2 separate regions of the Homo sapiens genome follow, and region 2 is linked to region 1. Evidence: read pairs that join two places in POLR2A ChIA-PET (ENCODE). Cell type or tissue: Panc1. All regions are shown on one strand. Links, peaks and the distances in the headings refer to the core of each region. The heading gives the core; the rest is flanking DNA. Region 1 overlaps ARHGEF28 (Rho guanine nucleotide exchange factor 28). Region 2 overlaps ARHGEF28 (Rho guanine nucleotide exchange factor 28).

The links. ChIA-PET counts read pairs that join two places held together with the same protein. Peaks named below come from ENCODE experiments on the same cell type or tissue, not always from the same donor. Only the 100,000 strongest peaks of a DNase experiment are listed, where the experiment ranks them.
Region 2: POLR2A ChIA-PET joins it to region 1 with 10 read pairs; 4 of 35 experiments call an interaction of 5 or more read pairs at or near these places.

The regions. Positions count from the first base shown.
Region 1 is chr5:73,637,656-73,648,098 of GRCh38, forward strand. The region is part of intron 1 of ARHGEF28 (Rho guanine nucleotide exchange factor 28); the gene reads left to right. It overlaps LOC107986423 (a long non-coding RNA gene), which reads right to left. Exons shown (of 3, transcript XR_001742743.2): 2 at 8,534-8,685; 3 at 4,843-5,098. Among named protein-coding and RNA genes, the nearest start is that of ARHGEF28, 17 kb to the left of the region's middle. In Panc1, for the core only: no CTCF peak of the experiment used is centred there; no DNase peak of the experiment used is centred there; H3K4me3 peaks cover 416 bases; H3K27ac peaks cover 5,187 bases.
Region 2 is chr5:73,734,981-73,745,423 of GRCh38, forward strand. All of the region lies in intron 2 of ARHGEF28 (Rho guanine nucleotide exchange factor 28), which reads left to right. Among named protein-coding and RNA genes, the nearest start is that of ARHGEF28, 110 kb to the left of the region's middle. In Panc1, for the core only: no CTCF peak of the experiment used is centred there; no DNase peak of the experiment used is centred there; H3K27ac peaks cover 397 bases.

The DNA of each region.
Region 1 (10,443 bases), core at 1,539-9,538:
GGGAGTGTTATTTGATTTTTTGAGCCTTTATTGAGTTGGGTTTAGCTAGTAATTGCTGTAAGGCAGACATATGCTGCATGCTGGAGGTTCAGAGATAAGAAGCTTAGAGGTAGCTCTTGAGGAGCTCTCAATGCTGACAAATTAGCTGCCATAAAAGCCAGTAAATACATTGTGATATGGAGAAGCAATGGACCAGCGTGCTCTCAGCAGCCTGAGCAAAGGCAATTTTCTGGGAGCCGTACCTGGTATAATAGAGATCAAAGTATTGTTTAGTTTTTTTTTTCTTCTTTCCTGTTATGGTGTTCTAAATGTAATGTATATTGTAAATATGCATCTGCTCCAGTGATGTTATAGAAACAAGTGAATTTAAGAAATTGATGTTTTAATTAAAATCTGTAATTGGAGTGATTATCTTTCAGACGTTAGAATGCAACCACAAACTGTAGCACTTGCTTTAAAACTATTATTTTTTGAACATACATAATTACTTGCTGCTAATAATTTTTTAAAACCCTTTCAAAGTTGGGCTTATAAATAAATATTTACTGTAGCTATTTGGTGGGAGGGAAACTCAAATATTATCAAACAGAAAAGATGATTCCTTTATATTCCAGTTTGTTTTATTGTGGCAATATGCTTGCCATGACTTTACATCTTAACTTTGTATGGAAAAACTTAGTTATACATGTGTGAATCTATTTTTATAACTGTAGATACTTGAGAATTGAAACAATTTTATAGAATCCTGGAAATGTTTGATAAAGGTCTTGATGTTGTTCTTGATATGTCAATAGCAAATTGATTCTAATGTTTCAATTGTTTGAGGAGAGGCCTCTAGTCCAGGGCCAAGTATCCTACAACTTTGAGTTACATTGAAGACCACAGCTTAAGCCAAAACTAAACTAGGGAAAGTAAATTATAGTGCATTATCTTGCCTTTGTGACGTTAAAGAATACTGTTGTGAATATAGTGAGTACATACTGGTTTTTATTTATTTTGGGGTACAGGGTGATTTGAACTGATTAGTACCTAAAATTAAAAAACATAAAATCCTTCTCTGCCACAGTTGAATACCACTGAACTTATGGAACATTTAAAATTGCACAGTATTTAGAAAATACTAATCGAATGAATCACCACCTCATGTGTTGTTTTGATAGGAAGTGTATCACGTCTCAATAATTTCCTTAACATTTTTTCCTGCCAGGTGCCTGTTTTCTTCTTGTTGTTAACTTTTTTCTATAGAATTCCAAATATGTGGTTGATTTCCCCACTGATATATTTGCACAGTTCTTTTTCCTTTTTTCCCTTCTTTAGAGTAGCTGGCGCTTGTAGCTAGTGTTTGTATGCAAATCTAAGGCTTCTTACAGGGAAGAGAGAATGAGCAGCTGTTTTGGAGGCTGATGTCCAGCCTAATGCCTTTTTCTGGTAGGAAGATCTTCATGGCCCTAGCACGTAGGATTTTTACAAAGTAGGTTTTCAAATGTACCATGTCTTAAGGCCAAACTTACATGAAGTATTGTTCATTCAGTCACCTCTTGAGAGATTAGGGAGGATTTTCATTTTCTATTACATATATATATATATATAATATATATACATCCTTTTTTTTACAATGAGCATGAGCTATCTTGAAATAAAACAAATTAGAAATCATCTTTTTCTAAATCAAAAAATTATACAGATATGTACAGAGAGACATTTGTAATTAGCTCAGTAACTTGTGCAGCTGTTGAGAACATTCATATGTTTGTTTTTGGATATTTGGGTCAGTATATTTTGGCTAGTAAAAAAATGTGTGTATGTATACATATATATGCACACCATAACTATAAATTTATATACATTTTACCATTTCTATAAATTTTATATTTTATTGATTTTATCAGTGAATTGTTAGCCATAGTCTCTTTATTGAACATAGGATTATTGCAGTTTGAGTACAAGTATACAATAGATAATTTCTAATAATGAAAAATAAGTGGTTTCTTCTACCAGAAGTCTTCCTTTGCTTGTAATGTAGGACTACATAGCATAGTAAGCCTTATATCACTAGACATTTAAAGTCATATAACTATAGTGTATCCCATGTAAAACTGAAGTCTATAAATAGATTTGAAGAAGACGTGTTGGGGGTTGACATTTATGCAATTAGAGGCATTCCTGCTATTCAGATTAGTGGTATGCTTTTTCACATTTGTGCTTTTTCATTTTCTTATTTAGAAATAACAAATTGTATAAAAATGAATACTGTGTATTGGCAAATCAATCAGTGGCTTTATAAATGTCAATACTGTAGTAAGTGTTGCTTTTTATATTCTTAACGCAGATGAATGTCTAAACCAGAATATGGTTAAAATGAGATGCACATACGGGAAATAGCTAGCATTCTTGAAAATGACAGGTATGGGACATTAGTACTATAATGTTGTGACCACTAGAATAGAGTAGAGGATGGTAAGCTAGGCCTGGGGTGGACATTTCTTATCTGGGCTCCTGCTCTTTGTCTCAACTCTCTTCCTTTGATTCTTCTCTGCTTTTCTCTTGAAGGGATCAGACAGGTACCTGGACATAATCCCATAAGTGCTACTGGTATTCCAGTCCTCAGTTTCCTCATCTGTCACCTTCTGTGATTCAATAAGCAATATATGAATAGTTGCATGTACAATGTGAAAAGCCCCTAAGAAAGTTAAACAGCCTTATTAAGTATCTTTCATACTTCTTACATCAGAATGCCATTTAGCTACCAGTTTGGCAGAGATATGATATTTATAGTGCCAAAGGAAGTTTAAGCTAGTGGAGGGCAAATGATCATATACTCTGTTTAAGCCAAACTTTCTTCTGTATTATTAATGTTAACAATTTTTTAAAAATTAAACAAAAAAGAAGAAATTATTATCTCTACAAGCCAGCCAGCTGAGGATTTATTAGCAAGTTTTGTCTAAAATACAGCTGTTCTTACTTAGAGTCTCAAAATTAAACTTGAGGAGGGTTTAAATCTAGCTTAATTTAGATGAGTGTTTTGCATTTCCAGTTTCCTCATCTATGAAATGGGAATAATACCAGCCCTTTAGATAAAACTGGGTAGTTTGCTGATGAAATGAAGTTATAGAAATTAACTTTGGAAACACTTTCAAAAGTTTAAATGATATTTAAATATAAAACCAAAAACTGTAGCTCCATTTGCAGAGAGTTATTTAGGACATAGATTTACTATTGCTGTAAATATGTGTGTGGAAAAGCAGGGAGTGTAATCAGTTGGTACTGTGCCAGTTCCTAAGTCTCTTTGTCAATTTAGCACTTCTGCGTTTAGTAACATGTAAGAAAAATGTGGAGCCAATTCAAATTAGGGGAAGAAAGCCTCAAAGAGGCTGTTGTGTAGAAGGAGGGACTAATGAGTGGCCATGTTCTGGTAGGAATCCCTGGTTCTGTACTCATGGTCACAAAGACACTGTTCTTACATTCTTCCATTGTTTAGCTAGAGGATAAGACCACTTGAGAAACAGCATTGTTTAACCACAAATCCCTCTTTCAGGAAAAATGAGTTACCACCAAAGAGATTTGTGTAAGTACATCTGTCATATATTGGTTTAAATGGTTTGTAAATGCTTGCCTTCCTCTTCCATGAGGAAAGACAGTTTCAGGGTCCCCAAGCATTAGTCTCTTCTAATCCTTCAAACCTGGTGACTAAAAGACTGTCTTCTCCTGGATTAGTGGGCATAATGAAAAAATAATGGCAGGGGAAAGGCTTTTTTTTTTTTTTTTGGCTCATTTCATCTGTATTTGGAGTCATGTTCATTTATAACAATAACACTCTTAAAAAAATTAGTTGCTTCTCCATATCAGAAATGTTTAGGGCCTAAGTACACTGACTGTCTTGGAGTCTTGAGTTTTTGTTGCCTCATTGAGAAGGATATGGCTTTTTAATATATTTTTAAAAATTATCGCATCTGGATCTTGTCTTCTGGGGATGAGTGGTATTCCTACCACAGAAGACAGGGATCTCTCATAATTAGCAAAGCCTCTGAACATATTTGCGCAGTTGTATAAATGGAGCTTACGAGGTTTAGTCAACCATCTAAGCAGTCCCTGCAGCATTTGAGGGCTGCGTTATAGGGAGTATCTGGTGACATTTTCATCAGGTATGGAAAGATCACTTTGTATCATTTGGAGTTTGGAGTTTGATATTAATAATGAAGAGGATGATGGCCATTTATCGATTGCTTTTCCTTGTTAGGCACTGTGCTTGGAGCCTCATGCTACTACCTCGAATTCCTGCAACAATGTTACTATTCCTGCTTTGCAGATAAGGGAACTAAGGAGCTGAGAGGTTAAGCAACCTGCTGCGGGGTTTGTAGCCTGTTTATTGATCCCTAGTTTGTGGGGCTCTAAGCCCTTGCTCTCATCACTTTCCTTTGCAGCCTCTATAGAAGGCTTGGAGCGGGGGAATCCTGCTTGTCCGCCTGTGAAAAAGACCAGAAGAGGTTATGTTCCACTCAATCCACTCAACTGATCTGAAATTTTTCCTGCCTCTACATTTGCAGATTTGTCTTTATAGTGAAACTAAATGCCTTAATTGTTTATACTTGTCACCGTCTATGTTAGATATCTGTCTGTGTTTGGGGATCTGATTTGCATAGTTTGTCATCCTAAATATTTCCAGGTGTAAAACAGGGTTTTGTTTTTGTTTTTTTAACTTTCCCCCTAGAGTTAATTGGCTATTTGGTTGGTCAATTATGACTTCTCCAAGTTCATAGTTGTTTTTTAGAGGAAAAGCTTCAGACTAGACACAATAGTCTTGACTCAGAATTCTGACCTCTCGATACCTGTGCTCTGTTCCCAGTGTGTTTAATGCATTCCAGGAGTCTGTTTGCATTTTAAATGCATTGCATTTTGAACTGAGGGTGACTTCTCATTCGGTCACTCCCAAGGATTACCCTGATTTTTTTTTTTGTTCTGTTCTACCACACTGAGCTTGTTCTTTATCGGCCTTGATTCCGTCTTCTTGGTTCTTTTCATTTTCCAGTGGTATCCCAAGGACAGTGGGCACACTCCTCTGCTCTCACTCCCAGGGTACAGACAGTAAGGGGTGTATTATCTGCAAAGAATTTAAAAACACTTTAAGACTGATTTTAGTTAGTTGGTTTTTACTATCATCATGCTCTAATATCTGTTCATGTGGCTGCTCCCTGAAAAAAAATCTGTTGGTTTAAGTTCTAAACAATTGCTGCAGTCACTGTTACATTTTAATATCTATGTAAACTTCAAACTTGTACATTTTAATGACTTATCCTTTAATACATGTTGTATTCGACATGAAATTTATGTCCATGACAGCTCCCAGTTATATAGTTGGGTCCCACACATGCTATGAGTATTTGTTCTGAGAGTAAATTCACAAAGGTTTGGCATAGTTCAAATTCACATCATGAACAAGTGTTTGATTTCTATAGTATTATTTAACAGTACATTTAAATGGTAGGTTTGAAATAAGCAATGGTAACACGGTGATGTTAAAGACCAAAACAAAGCTTAGGTTACTTTAAATCTGTCATTCTGTGTGACCACTTGGAGTTTTTGTGTTTAAAATGTTAAGCAGTGAAACAGAATGAGAGCTGTGAGTTATAATATTTTAGTTTCATAAGTGAACATTTTATACTTCAAATAATTTATTGAATTTGAATATCTTTTAAACTGAAATTCAATTTCTAAAAACTGAAAAATGAATGAAGAAAAGAAAACATTACATAACTAGTGCAATTTAGTGGTTGCCTTCATTATATTTTTGGAAGACATTTAATAGTTTTATTTATATTTGCTTTATTTTTTTATTGGCACAATTATATATAGTATGCAGTTCAATAAAGTAAAAATTTGGGCTGGGCATGGTGGCTCACGCCTGTAATCCTAGCACTCTGAGAGGCCAAGGCAGGCGGATCGCTTGAACACAGGAGTTCGAGACCAGCTTGGGCAACATGGCAAAACTCCATCTTTACAAAAAATGCAAAAATCAACCCAGCGTGGTGGTGTGCACCTGTAGTCCCAGCTACTCAGGAGGCTGAGATGTGAGGATCGCTTGCACCCAGGAGGCCAAGGCTGCAGTGAGCTGAGATTGTGCCACTGCACTCCAGCCTGGGAAAAAGGGTGAGGCCCTGTCTCAAAAAAAAAAAAAAAAAATTCACTGCATTCCTTTTCTGGTCACGATTACCATGCATTTTATTTTGAGATTATCACTGGAAATATCTTTGTCATCTAGATGTGGGGAATGTTAAATGACCTGCCTATTTGAGCATCAGATGCACTAGGTGTGCCACTGCTAGGACCACTCAGTATGTAGCTCTTGTGTCTCCCATGATGTATTATCTGCACAGTTAGTGAGAGTCTGTCTTATAGACAGCATCAGATGCACTAGGTGTGCCACTGCTAGGACCACTCAGTATGTAGCTCTTGTGTCTCCCATGATGTATTATCTGCACAGTTAGTGAGAGTCTGTCTTATAGACAGCATCAGATGCACTAGGTGTGCCACTGCTAGGACCACTCAGTATGTAGCTCTTGTGTCTCCCATGATGTATTATCTGCACAGTTAGTGAGAGTCTGTCTTATAGACAAGCATTTAAACTAGCAGACCCTGAGTTAATTTCTGTGGAATTCTTCCTCACCTATGTTCACCTATATTTCAGATTTTACCATTTCTCTGGGTTATTGTGATGATTTCCTGGCTATAGTCTGTGTTTCCATGCTCTCGTCTACCTGTTTGCATCCACCTCTGCTCCCCCAGCACCATCCATACTCCACTCTGCTGTCAGCACGAAGTTTCTAAAATGCAAACCTGAGCATGTCCGTTTTCCACTTTCAGTCCCTCACTAGCCCTGATAATCTTCAGTCCTCATGACCCTTCAGGCTCTGGCTCCTGTATTCCTCTCTGGCCCTGCCTCCTGCCAAATAGATCTCCCAGGAGCTCCTTGAACATACACTGCTGCCTGATTTTCTGCCTTTGCATTTACTTTCCTTTTGCTTATCATTTATTTTTCTCTTGCCTGTCTCCTCCCTGCACAAACCTGGCTAGCTTCTGTTGCTAGTCATTAGAACCACCTGGAGAGGTCTTTGAATTACAAATCCCTGGGCACTGAGACCAGTTGAATTAGAATCTCTGGCAGGTGGGAGCTGGGAATCTGTATTAAACTCCACTGATACAGTTTATTTTTTGCTTAGGAAGATTTTCTATGGAAATCATGGTTAATTATTGCTATTGCTTTCCTTCTATCCATTAGTTTGCTTCTCTGTACAAGAAAGAGATTTTAGTAGTTTTGCGGAGTTTCTTCTGTGTAAGAAAATAAAATTTGTATATCTTTTTATAGTTTTTAGAGGGCTCCTATTAACATTTCATTCAATCCTCAACAATTCTGGGAGGTAGGAAGGTAGGTCAGATTTGATCGTTTTAAATATCTGGAAATTGGAGTTCAGAGAATTTAAGCAACTTGGTTAGGGTCATTTAAAAAAATCAAATTATTAAGTTGTTTGTTTGTTTGTTTGTTTGTTTTTAGAGATATGGTCTTACTATTTGCCTAGGCTGGTCTCATACTCCTGAGCTTAAGCAATCCTTCCACCTCTGTCTTTCTAGTAGCTGGGACTGCAGACGTGTACTGTATCTGGCTTCTCAGGGTCATATTTTTAAAAAGTATTTACATAATTAGGTTGTTAGGGTTTCCAATCACTGGCATTTTTCAAAATTCAGAAATGATGAAATTTCTTCTCAGATTGTTTCCTAAAAAATAGCCAAAATGAGTATGTAAGTTCTGAGAAAATACCATACTCTGATAGTTTAGAGTAATAAGAAATTACTCACTATGAATTTCCATCTCCCTTGACTAATTTTAATTTTGAATAAAACTTAAATGGGATTATATCTTGATATGTCTGACCCTTCCTCAGAAAACATGATACTGAACTAGAGAAAATGAAGTATTGTAAGCTAGTTGGGATGTGTTATTATTACTAACAAAATTAATGCAGAGGTTAAGAAAGAACCATTTTGAACAAAAGTTTTAAATTCTTGTAATAGCTTTAACTCTTTTATTCTCCATTTCCCCTAGAGGTCTTGTGCATTTCTATTTTCCCACTTTTTTTTTTCTGAGAGCCTGGAGAGTTTCAGCAGTGTCTTTAAATTCTTGTGATTTTGATTAATTTCCCCTCCTTTCCTTTCCCCCCTCCTCCCCTTCCTCTTGGTTTGGATGTCCATATCTGTGGTCAGTGGGTAACTACATAAATGCCCACTTGAAATCTACATCTTTGATATGATTCTGGTACCATACTTAAGCACTGGGTGAGGGGAATCTGTTAATGACATGATTTGGCACAAAGGCTGACATCTTAGGCCCAGTGTCTGAAACTGCACCCCACTTCCCTGCTGCACCAGAAATGGCTCCCCCTCCTGCCTTCCCTGCCCTGGATGTTGGCACTCTCTTCTAAGCCAGATACCCAAAAGTCTGTTTTTACATCTCCCTCTTCTTTATTCCCTGGGATGATTTTACCTGTTGCACAGGCTTTAATTCTGACACATCCTCTTCATGCTGTATTGCTGCAACGCAGACCCTGATTATATAGTGTCTGGATTGGTGCTATTCTCCTTGACTTCAATCTGGCCTCCTGAAAATCTGTCTTCACTGGTGCCAGCATGATCCATCTGAAAAGAGATTTGGCTGTTCCCTCCTTGAGTAGGATCCTCAGTACCTCCCTATTCCTACACAAAAAAAGTTCAAGGTTCTCCAGCCACCAATCAAGATTTTCTAGGATTTGACCTGCTTTTTTGCAGCATGTTCCTTGGTGTTCCCGCTCTCCATCTTTCTGTGCTCCCTGTCTCCAAGCTCATGCTCCTGTCTGAGAGCTCACTGTACACATCATGTGGGTCCTTGGCTTTCTGCCTTTGCTCTGTTGTCTCCTCTGCCCCAAACACTCTTCATCTTGCTTCTGGCCCTTCGGATCAATATAACCACTCTCTTTCCCCTGGCTGACATCTGTTCTTTAAGATCTCCTTAAAAGTATTTGCTCTTTAGGAATCTTTCTTTTCTACTCTCCTGGGTTAACTAGAATATAATTTAGGTTCCTTTAAAGAGATTTAAACAGAGGCTTAAATAAGATAGGAATGTGTCTCTTAAGTAAAAGTCTAAGCAGTACACCTACTCATCTGGAGAGTAGAGTGGCTCATCTATGAGGCTATCTAGAGACCATGTTCCTTCTATTTTCTTGCCCCGCCATCACTAGGACATTATGCTTATTGGTGTGGTGGCAGCTGGCTCACCACCACTTGTCTGCGTCTTGCCAGTAAGAACAGAGAAGGACATTGTGGTGGGCATACCCCTTCCTTTGAAGAGCCCAACTCAGACATTGTATATACAGGTTGAGCATGACTAATCTAAATATCCAAAATCTGAAATGCTCTACAATCTGAAACTTTTTGAGGGCTAACATAATGCCACAAGAGGAAAATTCCACACCTGACCTCAAGTGATGAGTTGTAGTCAAAATGCAGTCAAAATTTAATTTTATGTATAAAATTATTAAAAATATTGTGTACAATTACCTTTAGGCTATGCATATAAGACATATGTGAAATGTAAATTTTATATTTAGACTTAGGTCCTATCCCCAAGATATCTCATTATGTATTTGAAAATATTCCAAAAATCTGAAAAAATTCAAAATCTGAACCACTTCTTGTCCCAAGCATTTTGGATAAGGAATACTCAATCTGTGTTAGTCTCATTAGCCAAAACATCACATACTCACACCTAACTTCAGGGAATGCTGAGTGATGTAGTCTTTAGCTTAGCGCTGTCCAATATTAATACAATGTAAGCCACATAATTTAAAATTTTCAAGTAGTCATATTAAAAAGTCAAAAGTGGTAGGTGAAAGTAATCCAGTATTTTTAACCTACTATATCTAAAATATTGTTATTTCAATATGTAGGACTAGCCACATTTCAAGAGCTCAGTAGCCACATGTGGCAAGTGGCTACCATATTGGACAGAACAGCTTTAGCTGGTTAGCCAGGCACCCTGCTAAAGTTGAGGGAGCCTGCCATAAAATGAAGGGGAGAATTGATATTGAGGGTCAACCAGTAGTCTCTGTCATATCTTCTCTTAATTACTCTCTACTCCTACCTGTCCCAATTTGATCCTACTACTTGATGTTGCCCAGGACATGTGCATGTAATGATCTGTTTTAGTCTGGATCAAACATCTGAAAGGCAAAGATTGCATCATCTTTTCTTGAGATCTTTGCCTGTTAATCAGTACATTGATACATTTTAGTTGAGTGAATGATTGAATTAATTGAGTGAAGCTTTTATAAAATTGCTCAGCTATTTTTGTTATTCTTAGGCAAATGTTTTGACTCTTATCCATCAAAAGTTGTAATATTTTAAGAATAAAAGCAAGTA
Region 2 (10,443 bases), core at 893-8,892, 97 kb after region 1:
ATGTAGCCTTCTAAACAAAATATCCTCTTCTGTAAAATGAGGGTACTGATGCTGCGCTGCCGACCTCACTGTGCTGTTTTGAGAAAGTTGAGGAAACTGCCTGGCACTCATTAGATATTCAATAAATGTTTCTTCAATGAACAATACTGAATAACAAGAGTGATATTGATTTTAGTAATCTCTGAGTAGCTGGCTAATTTATTAATTTATTAAGTAATTAATAAATTAATACATTTATTAATTTTTATTAATTAAATTAAAATTAATTAAATTAAATTAAAATTTATTTATTTATTAAGTGTCAGAAGTGCTATGCAAGTGCCGATATATTTTATTTCATTTAGCAATGTTAAGAATTTCCTAAGATAGGCAGGCACTGTTTTTATTCCTGTTTTACAATTTAGTAGCAGAGGCAGCCAGGATTGGAGTCCAGGTCTGCTTGAATCTTTGAGGCCTTACACTTTTCACTAGAGCTTCAGGAGGTGGCTAGAGATCCAGACCAGTATCTCTGGTCTGCATGTACAGTCATTGAGCCAGACCCATGTTTTTCTAATCTCTAGGTTATTTTTGGTACTCTTAAAAATTCCAGAGCAGCAGGGTACTGAGAAAGAGACTGTAGCTCAAGGAAAGCCAATCTCGATAGCAGCCTTCCTGGCATAACTGCCTGTGTCTCCTAGACTGGTCTTTGTAAAATGCAAATCTGATTGTGTTACTCCCCTGCTCAAAACTCTTCCAGGAACTCTTTGTCTTCCAAGCCCTCCATGCGATGGCCTCTGCCTTCATGTCCAGCTTCTCCTCCTATCCTACTTTCTACTTCAGGAATCACAGCCTGGCGATAATAAACTGTCATTCTCCAAATGAGCCATTCTCTCACTGGTTTTCACGCCTTTATTTGGAATTCCCTTCCATTCACAGCATCCTTTCCATCTTCAGAGAGGCCTTTCCTGACCTGTTACTCCCTCTCCCATCCATACAGAGACTCTTGTGCTCACTTGTGTTTGTTTAAGCTCTTCTCTTCCTATTAGGCTGTGAGCTCCGTGAAGAAAGAAAGGATAGGTCTTGTCGTCTTCATACCATCTGTGCCTAACACAGTGCCTGACACACATCAGGTATTTATTGAATGAAGGAATAAGAGAAAATAATCTAAAAGAGGTCATAATATTCACAGTCCTTGAACATGGTCATTTCTTCGAAGTACTCAATGGATACTCATGTGTAACTTCTTAAGACTTCACTGTGGAGTTAGGTGTGAGGAAATGGTCACGGAGCCAATCAATGCACCGGGCTGTCTCTTGTTTTCGGCAGAGGCTTTGCTGTGGGGGACGCAGCACTGACCACAGTGGCAGGGCTTGCTGGGAGTTAAGAAGGAAGCATGGGTTTGACTCCTGCTTCTTCCTGACCCTCCAGATCACTGTATAATTATCAGGGCATTTACCTCTCGAAGTCTCTCTTTCCTCATCTATAAAATGAGGATGATGGTTTCTACCTTATAGGCCAATTGTAAGGAATTAATGAGATAATTCACTTAGAATGGTACTTGGTACATTCAAATGCACAGTACTGTTAATTAAAACACAAAGGGTCCTATCATGGCCATTTTTATCCTTATGTGTTCCTAAGCAACCACAATTAATAAACTGATAAATACTACTGTTTTTGCATTAAGGCTTTCTGTTAGGAAATGAGAAATTTCATATTTAATGTGAGTTAATACAGTGCCTGATGTCCCTTTATAACTGAGATTGCTTCAGTAACATCTATATGGTAGGAGTTTGATAACAGTAAAATATCTGCAAATAGGTACCTGCCATGGTAAGGTTTGTAAACAACGTCGAATTTTATGGGACCATTGAAAGTTGGTGAGGGGAGGGAGGGAGGGAGGTAGAAGAGGGAGAAAGAAACAGTGAGGGGCAAGAAAGGACAAGGTCAGAAAAAGGAGCTCCTTCGTTTTAAAGCCATGGCTGCTTCTGCCTAAAGTGGCTGGGAATGAGAAAGGAGTCCCCAAGTGTGCTCTCCTTTCTCCCTGCAGGGTTGTATGGAAGGATGGGCTCCCCAGAATGGGGATGTGCCATTAGTAGGATGTGAGTAGTGTGAAACCTCCCCACCCCCACTTTATGATGTGTTTCAATGAGACACATCCGAGGTGCTTCTTTGGCCCTCAGCTCTTGATTTAGATGCAGTGTTCCTTGTCAGCACCAAAGTTTAAATTCTTTTCTGCCTCCCTCTCCCCTCCTCCTTTTTACAAAAGTGTTTCCAGATTGCCATTCCTGGTGGGGTGAATCTTTCTCTCTCCTGCTCATTTTTATTTATCTATTTATTTTCCATCTTTCTCACGCTTTTCCTATTTCAACTAAGCTCCATGTTGCTTTGTTTTTCCAGCTCTTTCTCTGCTTGCCCCCGTCATCACTCCCCAGCCCACTGCCGTTGTTTTTGTTTCTCTCCCCACCGAGCCCTCTTCCTTCTTTTCTTTTCTTTTCTTTTCTTTTCTTTTCTTTTCTTTTCTTTTCTTTTCTTTTCTTTTCTTTTCTTTTCTTTTCTTTTCTTTTTTGTGATGGAGTTTTGCTCTTGTTGCCCAGGCTGGAGTGCAATGGTGTGATCTCAGCTCACTGCAACCTCTGCCTCCCGGGTTCACGCGATTCTTCTGCCTCAGCCTCCCAAGTAGCAGGGATTACAGGTGCACGCTGCCACCACGTCCAGCTAATTTTTTGTATTTTTTAGTAGAGAAGGGGTTTCACCATATTGGCCAGGCTGGTCTTGAACTGCTGACCTCAGGTGATCCGCCTGCCTCGGACTCTCAAAGTGTTGGGATTACAGGCGTGAGCCACCATGCCCAGCCCCTTGTGTCCTTTTCTTTCCCCTCTTCTGTAGGCTCTTGGAGCTGGGGCTGACTGACTGCTACCTGCTCTTTCCACGTGCCCTGCTTCTCTAGTTTCCATCAGGACTTCAAGTTTTCCATGCTATGACTGGGCTGGCCTTTTTCCTGCTTTTGCTTCGATTTGAGGAGAAGAGCTACAGGACCTGAAAGCGCTCTATGGTTTAACAAAGGTGACGGGAGCCCAGAAGAGAAGAGACAAGACAATGGAGGCTGGGGATGCTGTCGGGGTGGGTGCTGAGGAACTTTAGGGGGAGTTCATTGATTCTGATCCTGACTTCTTTTCATAAAGGCTCTTCCCAGTCCCTGGGGGAGGAATAGGATTCATCTGGGGGTCAGACTGTTGCTCTTCCCCACTAGTAGCTTGGGGGAGTGGGAAAGGTATTCGATGGAAGGTGACCACCAGGGATTTCTGGTCCAAGGTTAGCAGTGTGATGGAACCTAGATCAAGGTTATGGGTCTTCAGTTTGCTGTAATGTAAGGGGTTTGATCCAGATGAGCTCTAAGGCTTCTTTCAGATCTCTAAATTGTACATTTCTGAATCTCTACTTTTCTTACTAAGGATTCCCAGTATCTTACAATGAGCATTGCTTGGCAGAGTCTTTAGCACTCTTATTTAAGAGTGGCCTCGTGTGTGTGTGTGTGTGTGTGTGTGTGTGTGTGTGTATGTATGTGCATGTGTGTGTGTACGTACACCGAGGATAGATAGGTGGAAGGAATATTCTCGCACGGATGCTGGCCAGATGAGAGGGACAAGGGGAACTGTCTCCAGCTTTTATACCTTTGTACAAAGGAGAGGGACTGCCTGTGGAACACAAGGACTTGGTGGTCCACCATGAAATAAGAATGGATAGTTATGATCAGGTTATGCCCAGAGATAATCAATCCATGGAGACCTGGGGTTGTTTGTATTCCTGATAGTCTTCATTTTAGTTTGAGATGTTCAATGCTGTTACTTGGCCCACAATAACCTTCAGATGGCAGTTGATTTGACATAAATCTGTAGACCTCAAGTGCTAAATAATAACCATGTGAGGTTACTGTCTGTGTGGGTTCAAGGTGAATTTGAAGTTGACAAATTGTAGTCTTTACAGTGGTGCACATGTAAAGCTTGTTTGAGACATGAACCATAAAAAGGGCTTAGAGGAATATTTTCTTAGGCCATTAGTGACTTTGGTCACTAATAGAACTTAGTTGTCTTCCCATAAGACAGCAGAGGGTATCCTATAGTCCTTAGAGGGGCCTTAGAGACTCTTTCTTATTGGATAAAAGGAAACCTTTTTTTTTTCCAAACAAGTATTATGAGGAACATTAATATGTAATCTTGATAAAACTTTATTATTATAAATGTGTTCTTTAAGTTTATTGCATTTGTCAATTCGATGGAAAAATGACAACCTGGCACTTTAGGTCCTCTCCAATGTCTTAAAATTTGGTAAATAATAAATTTAAGTGGATGATAATCCTTTTAGATTTCATACTAATTGGAAACATATTTCCCAAATGAAATTTAAATGGAATGTTTATGAACTCCCAACATCCTCCCATTACAACTTAGGGTTCCCCTGATCTCAGTTTGAAAACCATTAATACAGAGAATAAAAATAAACTAAGCATAAATCCAAGGAGTTAGAAAAATAAACCAAAGCAAAAATATAAGAGAGAAATTAAAAAACAAACCTGGGGCTGGACACAGTGGCTCACACCTATAATCCTAACACTTCAGGAAGCTGAGGCGGGCGGATCGCTTGAGCCCAGGAGTTCAGGACCAGCCTGTGCAACAGGTGAAACCTTCTCTCTACCAAAAAATTAGCTGGGCATGGTGGTGTGTGCCTGTAGTTCCAGCTCCTCAGGAGACTGAGGTGGGAATATCACTTGTGCCCAGGAGGCCATGATTGTGGTGAGCTGAGATCATGCCACTGCACTCCAGTCTGGGGTACTGAACAAGGTCCTGTCTCTAATAATAATAATAATAAAAATAAATAAATAAATAAATAAATAAATAAATAAATAAAAATAAAAAATAAACCTGGGGCTGGATGTGATGGCTCATGTCTGTAATTCCAGCGCTTTGGGAGGTTGAGGTGGGGGGGTCATTTGAGGCCCAGGAGTACAATACCAGCCTGGGCAACATAGTGAGACTTTGTCTCTACCAAAAAAAAAAAAAAAATTTAGCTAGGTGTGGTGTGGTGGTGGTGCCTGCAGTCCTAGCTACTTAGGAGGCTGAGGTGGGAGGATCCCTTGAGCCTAGGAATTTGAGGCTGCAGTGAGCTATGATCATGTCACTGTACTCCAGCTTGGGTGATATAGTGAGAACCTATCTCAAAAAAAAAAAAAAAAAAAGAAGGAGAAGCGAAAAATGAACAGAAATCCCACGAAATCCAAATCCAGTTATGTTAGGTCCCCCATTTTAAAAAATATTGAAGCAATTAATCAATCTAGAATTATATACCAGATATTATAGATTCTAGACACTGAATATTAGATAGTTCTTTAAGTTCTTTAGCCTCATTCTTTCTCAGAGCAAATAAGCAAAACAGAAAAACAAACAAAACACACCATCTCTTAGTAGTGCTTGTTCCTCCTAAGCTGAAGCAATCCTTGTCGTCTTTGGATGTCTGATGCTTAGAGGGCTCTCACTGGGGAGCTGAACTCTGTCCCCTGTCCTTCCCTGTATTGTTTTGTGCTCTTCCCTTGGGGCCTGCAGAACATGTCTAATCCTATGTCTGCATGATAGACCCTCAGATATTTGCAGCGGTGACCATTTACCCATGAGTCGTCTCTTCTTTAGCAAAACAGTCCCAGTTCCTTCAATTGTTCTTCATATGACAGCATGCTTTTTGCATCCCTTTGGCATCCTTGTCCTTTTCCTCTGAACGTGTTGTCAGCTTTGTCTATATTTGTATTAAAGTATTCCATGGCCCAGGTGTGTCTGACAGGTATAAAGCAGAGCTGGACCATACTCACTCTTAATGGAGTTACTAAATTTTCATCAATATAGGGTAGGGCAGGCTGCTCCCTCAGTGATGCTAGTGGATTATTGATTAAAATCCCAACTTGTGTCTAACTGTTAAACTGCATTTTGCTTCCTTCTTGGTTTATGTAGTTGATGATTTGGGGGCCAGTATAGGGCTTTTATTCCTAAAGGATTATCAGAATAAGGCAAGAGTGATTACAATTTTTCTTATACCCAAGCCAGTACATTTCCCACTATGATCTGCTGCTTAAAGTGCCAGATACTTGTTTTCACTTACTAGGAGTTCTCTGTCTCCATGGAATTTGTAAGTTAGGGATTTGAAAAGGAAGCAAGCTAAGGGGCTTTATAAAGCCTGCTTCTGGTCTTGTGAGGAATCTGGAGTCATTTGCTGACCTCTGTCATGAATTGTCTTTTACTTAGTTCTGCTGTGTTATAGAAACAAAGGCAATTTCAATTTGATACTGGTGAATCATTCCATCAAGGGTGAAAGTCGTCTAGATTTTAAATTTATATGTGTGTGTGTGTGTGTGTGTGTGTGTGTGTGTGTGTGTGTGTGTATATATATATATATATATATATATATATATATATATATATATATATATATATATATGTATACTCACTCTGTTGCCCAGGCTGGAGTGCAATGACATGATCTTGGCTCACTGCAACCTCTGCCTCCTGGATTCAAGCGATTCTCTTTTCTCAGCCTCCCAAGTAGCTGGGATTATAGGTGTGCGCCACCAAGCCCAGCTAATTTTTTGTATTTTTAGTAGAGATGGGGTTTCACCATGTTGGCCAGGCTAGTCTCAAACTCCCGACCACGTGATCCACCTGCCTCAACCTTCCAAAATGCTGGGATTACAGGCATGAGCCACTGCACCTGGCCTGTGTGTTTATATTTTTTGAATTATTGTGTTTAATGCAGAGGTTTGAATAATGGGTATCTTTTACAAATATTAATATATGCATTTAATTATGTTAATTATTTCTTTGGGTAAGTTATTTTAATTGTGTAATTTAGATCTTTGATATCCTTGTCAATTTTTTGCTTACTTGTTCTATTAGCTATTGAAAGAGGCCTGTTAAAGTTTCCCACTGTGATTGTGGATTTGTCTATTCTATTGGATTTGTTAACTTTTGCTTTATATCTTTTGAAGATGTGTTATTAGGGGCATACAGAAGTAATATTATGATATTATCTTCTTCAACTGACTCTTTTTATGATGAAAGATTTCTCTTTCCCTAGTAATATGTGTTGCTTTAAAATCTGCTTTGTCTGATATTATTTTGTTTGTGCTAGCTTTTTCTTGGTTAGTTTTGCATGGATGTCTTTTTACTTTTAAGCTTTCTGTGTTATTTTTAAAGTATGTCTCTTGTTGGCAGTGTATAGGTATCGTTATTGTTTTTAGATTAAAAAAAATCCATACTGGCAGACTTGGTGTACTATTTGGAGTAGTCTATCTACATTTAATATAATTGCTGATATAGTTGGATGTATATCTACATATAGCTATTTGCTCTCTGTTTGGCATGCATGTTTTATTTTTATGTTTTTTGTTTCACCTGTCTTATTTTCTTTTTGATGAATCAACTATTTTTATTATTTAAGTTTCCTCTCTATAACTTATTAGTTATGCATTCTTTTGGTGGCTACTCTCAAGTCAAAATATGTATATTTAATATATTATAAATATGATAAAAGTACTTTCAGGCCGGGCGCAGTGGCTCACGCCTGTAATCCCAGCACTTTGGGAGGCCGAGGCGGGTGGATCATGAGGTCAGGAGATCGAGACCATCCTGGCTAACAAGGTGAAACCCCGTCTCTACTAAAAATACAAAAACTTAGCCGGGCGCGGTGGCGGGCGCCTGTAGTCCCAGCTACTCGGGAGGCTGAGGCAGGAGAATGGCGTGAACCCGGGAAGCAGAGCTTGCAGTGAGCCGAGATTGCGCCACTGCAGTCCGCAGTCCGGCCTGGGCGACAGAGCGAGACTCCGTCTCAAAAAAAAAAAAAAAAAAAAAGTACTTTCAGCAATTTCCTAATATTGCTAGGTACTTTAATTTCATCTACCTTTTACATTATTGTTGTCACACATTGTAGTTCTACAGATATTTTAAACTCCGTGACATTATAATATTTTGTAAAACATTTTCTTATATATTACACAAAATATGTAATTTTATAATTTTGTAAAATTGTTTGTATATTTGATTTAATTATATTTATTCACATATTTACCTACTCGCTATTCCTCATTCTTTCCTGCATTTCCATGTTTCTGTTTGAGATTATTTTATTTCTTCTTGAGTAACTTCCTTCAGTATTTCTTTCGGTGCTGGTCTGTTGGCACTGAATTCTCTCAGTATTAGTCTTAAACATTTTAATTTCAGTTTCATTTTAAAAGATATTTTTGTTAGATATGGAATTTTCTTTCATCCCTTTACAGATATTACCCAATTGTCTTTTGGCTTCCATTACTTCTCTGAGTGGTTCTCCTCTCTGGTATTTTGTTACATTTATGTCCTCATTGTTTCCATGACTTTTTATTTGCCAGCCCTTGTTATTCCTGGTTGTTTTCAGCCGGACTGTTGGCCTGCTGTGGTCTATTTTATCCTATCTGGAGATGGACACCTACTATAAAGGCTGTTTCTCAAAAAATGTGTTATAAGTCTTTTAAGTTATTTTAGTTAACCTTCTTTTAAAAAATTGGCATTCTGATATTTCCCCCTGGATTTAACCAATTTGTATTTACGTGAATGGGACAATACATTTGAATAATCTTGATATTTCAAATTATATAAAAGTCAGACGCTTTTAAACATGCTTCAAATCAGATCAGGGGTTCTTCAGTTTTTTGATTCACATGTTCTTTGTGTACTCTTCTCAGAATCTGTAACTGATAGACAGACTCCCCAAATAAATGCCCCAAACTGTTGCATACATTTTCCGGAGGATTAGGGTACATTTCCCCTCACCGTATCTATCTGTAGATTTCAGGATGGGAACTACATTAAGAACATAAAGGAAAGATTGAGTTAAATGAAAAGCTGTAGATAAGTCACTAAATATTCGTGCATTTGCTGTTTGTTCACTAACATGGTGGGGAGAAAATGTACTGAGCCTGGCACAGAAAGATGTAGATTTATTTCTGGCTCTGCTCCTCACTAGATCCAATATTTTCAGTGTTCTCTTTAATAAACAAGGTTCATAATAATACCTCCCAGGTATTATTGTGGGAATAAGACAAGAAAACACACAAGAAAGCACTGTATAAATTGTGGTGTGCTGTACACATAGATAATATGTATAAGTAGTTAGATATGTCAATATCTGTATTTGTATACATGTGCACACACATATAAGAAATAATATTTGCATCTCCACACTTCCTTTTAACGAAGTACTTCAGCTAAACACAGTAATTTGAATAAAATACTTTGTGCCCACGGTGCTTCCTTTGGTACCACATATGCTATTGTACTTGAGAAATTGTGAAGAGGATAACCTAACTTGGGGGTTGGGGCAGAAATCAAGAAACCTAATATTACACATCTGGCTCTGGGATCCTGAGCTAGTTAGCAGTAGTACCTATAGTTGTATTTACTTACCTATAAAATGGGATAATAACCATGCATGCTTTTTTTTTCTTTTAACTTTTCAAGGATCTTACAAAGTTCAGTACACTTGTTCTACAGGAAAGGCTCTGTATAGATTTTTTTTTCTTATTGTAAAGAAGACAAGTTTCAAATATTGAATACAAATCAAATTTGATAGTTCACTTAGCACTGTATTTTAGCATAATAGTTTTCATGGCATGTATTAGTAAACATTGATTATAATATTTAACAGTCAACTTATATTTACCTTTATTATGCTTCTTTCCCTAAATCATCCCATATAAAGGCTGTGTATAATACTAGAATCCATTGGAAGATAGTTTATGTCTTCCTGTCAAATAAAAAGGTGACAATTACCATTGAAAAGTATTTATTAACTTCCCATTTTTGCCTGTTACTATAAAAGCTAGAGTTCATAAACTTTTTTTGAATCTTTAGATGCCTTTGAGACTATGATGAAAGCCATAAAAAACCTTTCCTCAGAAAATGGACATATATACACACAAAAAACATTATTATGTTTTGCTAATAATTTTCAGAGGTCCTCAAACTGTCTGAAATCCATATTCAGATTCTTCCCTTGGTTAAGAAACCCCACTATAAAAAGATGTATCCTTTTTTCTAATTGTCATAATTTGAAAATACAGTATTTGTTCATTGCCCAGTCATGCCATATATTTAAGAAACCAGAGAGTTAAGGTGTTGTTCAGCAAATAGCATTGTTATTAACGAAGTGTAATTATATACAGATGCATTGTTTATAATGGGAGGGAAGAAAGGGAGGAAGGGAGAGAAAACATGAGTACAGGAATACCCAGTGATTAGGCTAATACAGCCACTCAATTACTCAAGGTATTAGAGACATAGATTAATGAAAAAATCTTTAGAACATGCAAACTGGTGTTGACAACCATTTCCACTTTAAATACCATCTGGAAAGGAATAGGAAAGTTGGATGAGATAGTTTAAGGTGGCA